Regions from separate parts of the Homo sapiens genome. Here region 2 is linked to region 1. A link is a loop called in an ENCODE intact Hi-C map of the cell type or tissue named here. Cell type or tissue: adrenal gland. All regions are shown on one strand. Each heading gives the region's core, and the rest is flanking DNA. Links, peaks and the distances in the headings are about the cores only.

Region 1 (2,922 bases), core at 315-2,814:
CACCTCGGGATTCATTGCACGTGCATCCAGGGCTAGGACAGAATCCAAGACCACTTGAAGTTTTCTAGTATGCACCTTGCCTAGAAACTCTTTCATATTGGCTATCAACTGTACCAAACTCTGGAGTTATGTGTAGATGTAATCTCTATTTATGAGGACCTTATTTCCTTGGGAAGGTGTACAAAACAAATCTTTGAGAGTCAGGGGAATTGAAATAATTTTTGGACAGAGACGAGACAGGCTTAGAGATATTGACTGAGGACTAAAGAGTCCCTGGCTTTGATTTCTGGTTGCTGAATTGTGCTCTAGAAAGCACTACTGCTTACCCTAAGTCCAACTAAGAGTTTGAGGTGTCAGCTTCAGCAATCACCAAGCAAGCCTTTCTGTGAATTTTATGCAGTTTTCCATCAGAGTTCTGGCTAGAATTTGTACTATGCTTTGGTTTGTTGATTTTTTTTCTTACTCTTTTTTTTTCTTTTTGTCTTTTAGTAGAAACTTCTCAGAAGATGTGCTGGGGTGGAGAGAGTCGTTCGACCTGCTGCTGAGCAGTAAAAGTGAGTAGGAGCCTTTTGTGTCTGTCTCTGGGTGGCACATGTGTACTCATGTGCTTTGGAGCCAGCCCCAGGACTGCTGAGAGCCTGGGCAGAATAATAGTAGTAGTAATAATAATAATAATGATCCCCTAGTGTGCCAGCCTCTATTCAACATATAAAGGCAGGTCATTGTTCAAGAAAATTATGTTCTAAAAATAGAGCCATTAATTGCAATTGCTTTCCTTTCTTCTTGTATTCCCTGCTGTCCCTCCAGCTGACCTATTTCCTCTTCTTTCCCGCAACCCCAGATGGAGTGGCTGCCTTCCACGCTTTCCTGAAGACAGAGTTCAGTGAGGAGAACCTGGAGTTCTGGCTGGCCTGTGAGGAGTTCAAGAAGATCCGATCAGCTACCAAGCTGGCCTCCAGGGCACACCAGATCTTTGAGGAGTTCATTTGCAGTGAGGCCCCTAAAGAGGTTAGAGCCCCCATATGCCCAGTGAATCCTCACGACCCTGCCTGCTCCTTCCCCTCTGAGAATCAGGGCTAGAGGGGAGGAAGGGCTAGGTGTAGAGGTAGAAGGGCCTTACTTGGCACAGGGGTGACTGGGCTTCTGTGACCAGAGACTAGGAAAGCCAGGCCCAGTGCCACTCCTGGGTGCTTAACCCTAAGACTCATGATGGGGCAGGATGTGTTGGCAGGTTTTTCGGCTTCTGTCCATACCCACCTTTATAAACCCATCCGTTTTTAGAGGCTCAAAACACTTAGCAACTGGGGAGACAAGGTCAGCACAGGGACCTTATGTAACCTGGCTCAGTCCCCAGGCTGACCTGCCTGAGGCCTGCTGGTCTGTGGTCTGTGATTTTTTTGTCTACCTTCTCTCCTGGCCGCTAAACGCATGGCAGCTGCATTTGCTAAAGAACACAGCGCCACCTGGTGGAAAGATAAGAGTAATGCCTTACTTTTGTACCTTATTTTTGTTTTCTGACCGCTGATTGATTCCACATAATTCTGTAAAGGTGTATTGAGCCCCAATTATATTCAAGACACTGTTACAGTCACTGTGTATGTCACAGTGAGCCACACAAAGTCCCTTACCTAATGAAACTTATAATTTGAATGGGGGAAGATGCCAATAACCAACTAGACAAATATATGCCAGGTGATGAGCTATGCACTCATAAAAATACAGCAGGAAATGAGAGACAGGGAGTACCAGAGGTAGGGCCTGGGAAGACGTAAGGTTTTCCATTCTGTAAAGGGAAGTGAGGACATATGAACAGAGATAAGAAAGAATTCAGGGAGGGAAGAACATTCCAACACAGGAAGCAGCAAATGCAATGGCCAGAGCCTGCCTGTCACAGTCACGGATGAGCAAATGGACCTGTGTAGAGCAGGGCAAGAGCAGGAGATGAGGTCAGGCATGAGGAGGATGGCCAGGTGTGGGCTTGGGGAGCCTCGTGGGCCCAGCAAGCCCTTTGGCTCTTCTTCTGAAAGACATGAGGAGACAACAGAGGAGCTACCAAACTGAGTTGGGTTTTTAAAGGCTCACTGTAGCGACTGGGTAGAGAACAAACCACAGGGGTGGGGGGTAAGGTAGCAGAGAGACCAGGTAGGAGGCCTTGGTGCAAATCCCAGGAGAGCTGATAGTGACTTGAAGCAGGGTTGCTGTAGAAGAAAGGGTGAAAGGGGATTGCGTTTGTATACATTCTTGATAGATCCTCATGTTAATTCTGAGAGATTGGAGGACAGACACTGGATCAGATGTGGGTACAAGCCCAGAGCTGAAAAGCTAGTGATCAACTCAGGAGCCCCCACTTCCTGATGCAGCATCCGATGCTCTTTCCAATGCCCAGCCTGCCGTTGGCCCTCCCTCAGCCATGCCCACCCTCTTCCCCAACTCACCCTGTGTGTGTCCTCCTTCCCGCAGGTCAACATTGACCATGAGACCCACGAGCTGACGAGGATGAACCTGCAGACTGCCACAGCCACATGCTTTGATGCGGCTCAGGGGAAGACACGTACCCTGATGGAGAAGGACTCCTACCCACGCTTCCTGAAGTCGCCTGCTTACCGGGACCTGGCTGCCCAAGCCTCAGCCGCCTCTGCCACTCTGTCCAGCTGCAGCCTGGACGAGCCCTCACACACCTGAGTCTCCACGGCAGTGAGGAAGCCAGCCGGGAAGAGAGGTTGAGTCACCCATCCCCGAGGTGGCTGCCCCTGTGTGGGAGGCAGGTTCTGCAAAGCAAGTGCAAGAGGACAAAAAAAAAAAAAAAAAAAAAAAAAATGCGCTCCAGCAGCCTGTTTGGGAAGCAGCAGTCTCTCCTTCAGATACTGTGGGACTCATGCTGGAGAGGAGCCGCCCACTTCCAGGACCTGTGAATAAGGGCTA
Region 2 (2,922 bases), core at 214-2,713, 160 kb after region 1:
CCACTATAAAGAATCTGTGGGTTAGATCATTCAGATATCCACACAGGCTCAACTGCCTATTATGATAACTACGCTTATTTTGTTTTTGATGGTTAACACGACCTCCAGTAGAAATAAGAACCAATTTCAACTACAACACATCTTTTTCAGCATTTGTGGTTGTCCCCATTGTGCCACTACTGCTAGCACCACCGCTATTGAGTGTTTGTTGTCATAGGCACTGCCATGCATAACCTCTCATTGCTCCTGAGCTTCTGAGTCTTCCTTCAAGATGAAAAGTTTTGGGCTGGTCATGGTAACTCATGCCTGTAATCCCAGCATTTTGGGAGGCTGTGGCAGGTGGATCGCTTGAGTCCAGGAGTTTGAGACCAGCCTGGGCAACATAGTAAGACCCTACCTCTATTAAAAAATGATTTTTAAAATTAAATGTGTATATATTCTATATTTAATTATATATCATATATTTAATTTTAAAGATTAAATGTATATATCATATATTTAATTTTAAAGATTAAATGTATATATCATATATTTAATTTTAAAGATTAAATGTATATATCATATATTTAATTTTAAAGATTAAATGTATATATCATATATTTAATTTTAAAGATTAAATGTATATATCATATATTTAATTTTAAAGATTAAATGTATATATCATATATTTAATTTTAAAGATTAAATGTATATATCACATATTTAATTTAAAAAATAAATGTATATATCATATATTTAATTTTAAAAATTAAATGTATATATCATATATTTAATTTTAAAAATTAAATGTATATGTCATATATATCATATATTTAATTTTAAAAATTAAATGTATATGTCATATATATCATATATTTAATTTTAAAAATTAAATGTATATGTCATATATATATTTAATTTTAAAAATTAAATGTATATGACATATATATCATATATTTAATTTTAAAAATTAAATGTACATATCATATTTAAATTTTAAAAGTGAATGTATATATCTATATTTAATTTTAAAATTGAATATGCATTATATATAATTAAATATAAATTTATAAATATAAATATATATACATAAAAGTTCTGGGTGGAGGATCTGATTGCTGAGTCCAGGACAGGATATCCATGTCCTTACTGCCAGGGCCAGGAGAGAGACTGTCTGGTCCCCTCTGGCATCCATAGTGGGAGACAGTCCCTCCAAGACTCACACAATAAATTTTCACTCTAAATAAAAAAGAAGGTCAGAGAGTGAGTGACCAAAAGGTTTTTGAGATACACACACATATCTCTATGTTAACTGGATTCTGTGCTTAGTCATATGCATCTAACTTTAACAGGAAGAAGAACTACATCATGTTTACTGGGTGCTTGGACAATACTTGCTTATATACTTTTCCTGCTCTTCTCTCTATCCCTCTGTCACTTCGTTTAAATGGGTCATTCAATACCAAATGGAGAGTAAGTGCCCTTTCCAGGCTCATGTAAATATGGTGCCCTCTGGTGCACGGTGTTGAACATTACACTTTTCTTTTCAAAACTCCACTCTGTAATTTGAAGGTTTTGTTTCTGTTTTTCCCCAAACATAATCTTCAGTTCGTTTTACTTTCCAAAGTAATTAGGATCACTGTCAGAGTGCTCACACCTGCTGTGACATGAGAAGTACAGAAAGGCCCTTGTCATCCGAATAGTAGGTCTGCCTATTCCACCATCGTATCTGGCCTTAACTATAATCCTCTGTGGCTTTGTAGGCGCCTGTTAATATTATTTTACCTGGAAGATACAGTTGTGAGATATAATATTTGGAGGCAATCATTTACTACAAGAGATGAATTTATTAGTGTCAGGCTTCTGAGCCCAAGCTAAGCCATCATATCCCCTGTGACCTGCACGTACACATCCAGATGGCCGGTTCCTGCCTTAACTGATGACTTTCCACCACAAAAGAAGTGAAAATGGCCTGTTCCTGCCTTAACTGATGACATTACCTTGTGAAATTCCCTTTTCTGGCTCATCCTGGCTCAAAACTCCCCCACTGAGCACCTTGTGACCCCCACCCCTGCCCGCCAGAGAACACCCCCCTTTGACTGTAATTTTCCTTTACCTACCCAAATCTTATAAAACGGCCCCACCCCTATCTCCCTTCACTGACTCTCTTTTCAGACTCAGCCCGCCTGCACCCAGGTGAAATAAACAGCCTTGTTTCTCACACAAAGCCTGTTTAGTGGTCTCTTCACACGGACGCGAGTGAAAATTACTATTTAACAAGACTTCAAAAGTACTCAAAATGGAATGGTTCTAAGGGTTAACACATGGTTTTGGTATTTCTTTAACTTTCATCTTTGTGGAGAAATAATATCTTGAAATACTAATACTTGGGTTTTGGTTCCCAACCCTTGCAGATGACTTTTCCTCTATTAGTCAAAGATCTTGCATCAAGATGAGGTCAGATTATAATAGCAAAAAACAAAAAGTCAATTTTAGGTTAAAAAAATCTAAAATATGCTCTTAATATCAAAAAGGGGAGGTGTCACCAGGGGTGGTGGCTCACAGCACTTTGGGAGGCCAAGGCTGGAAGATCACTTGAGCCCAGGAGTTTGAGACCAGCTTGGGCAACATGACAAGACCCAGTCTTTACAAAAATCAAACAGAAAAAAAATTAGCTGGGTGTGGTGGTGCCACCTGTAATCCCAGCTCTGGAGGGTGGGTTGTGGGGGAGCTGAGGCGGGAGAACTGCTTGAGCCAGGGAGTTCGAGGCTACAGTGAGCTGAGATGGTGCCACTGCATTGCAGCCTGGGTAATAGAGCAAAACCCTGTCTCAAAAAAAGAAAAAAAAAAAAATCAGGAGGAGGCCTGAGTGAAGTAGAAAACAACTTTACCATATCAATGGGAAAGCATGTACAGGGGAGCAGATTCCCTGCCCCCTCAACT

Evidence for each region. Peaks named below come from ENCODE experiments on the same cell type or tissue, not always from the same donor. Only the 100,000 strongest peaks of a DNase experiment are listed, where the experiment ranks them.
Region 2: it touches region 1 in a loop (6-fold over the local background); 47 of 110 quality-filtered maps call a loop at or near these places.

The regions. Positions count from the first base shown.
Region 1 is chr1:182,600,052-182,602,973 of GRCh38, reverse strand. RGS16 (regulator of G protein signaling 16) reads left to right here. Exons shown (of 5, transcript NM_002928.4): 3 at 490-554; 4 at 842-1,008; 5 at 2,461-2,922. The coding sequence ends at 2,682. Among named protein-coding and RNA genes, the nearest start is that of RGS16, 2.9 kb to the left of the region's middle. RefSeq lists a silencer at 1,071-1,130 and an enhancer at 1,441-1,490. In adrenal gland, for the core only: a CTCF peak has its summit at 1,464 (motif pointing left); DNase peaks (open chromatin) are centred at 1,332 and 1,953.
Region 2 is chr1:182,444,786-182,447,707 of GRCh38, reverse strand. No RefSeq gene overlaps it. Among named protein-coding and RNA genes, the nearest start is that of RGSL1, 3.9 kb to the left of the region's middle. In adrenal gland, for the core only: a CTCF peak has its summit at 1,488 (motif pointing left); no DNase peak of the experiment used is centred there.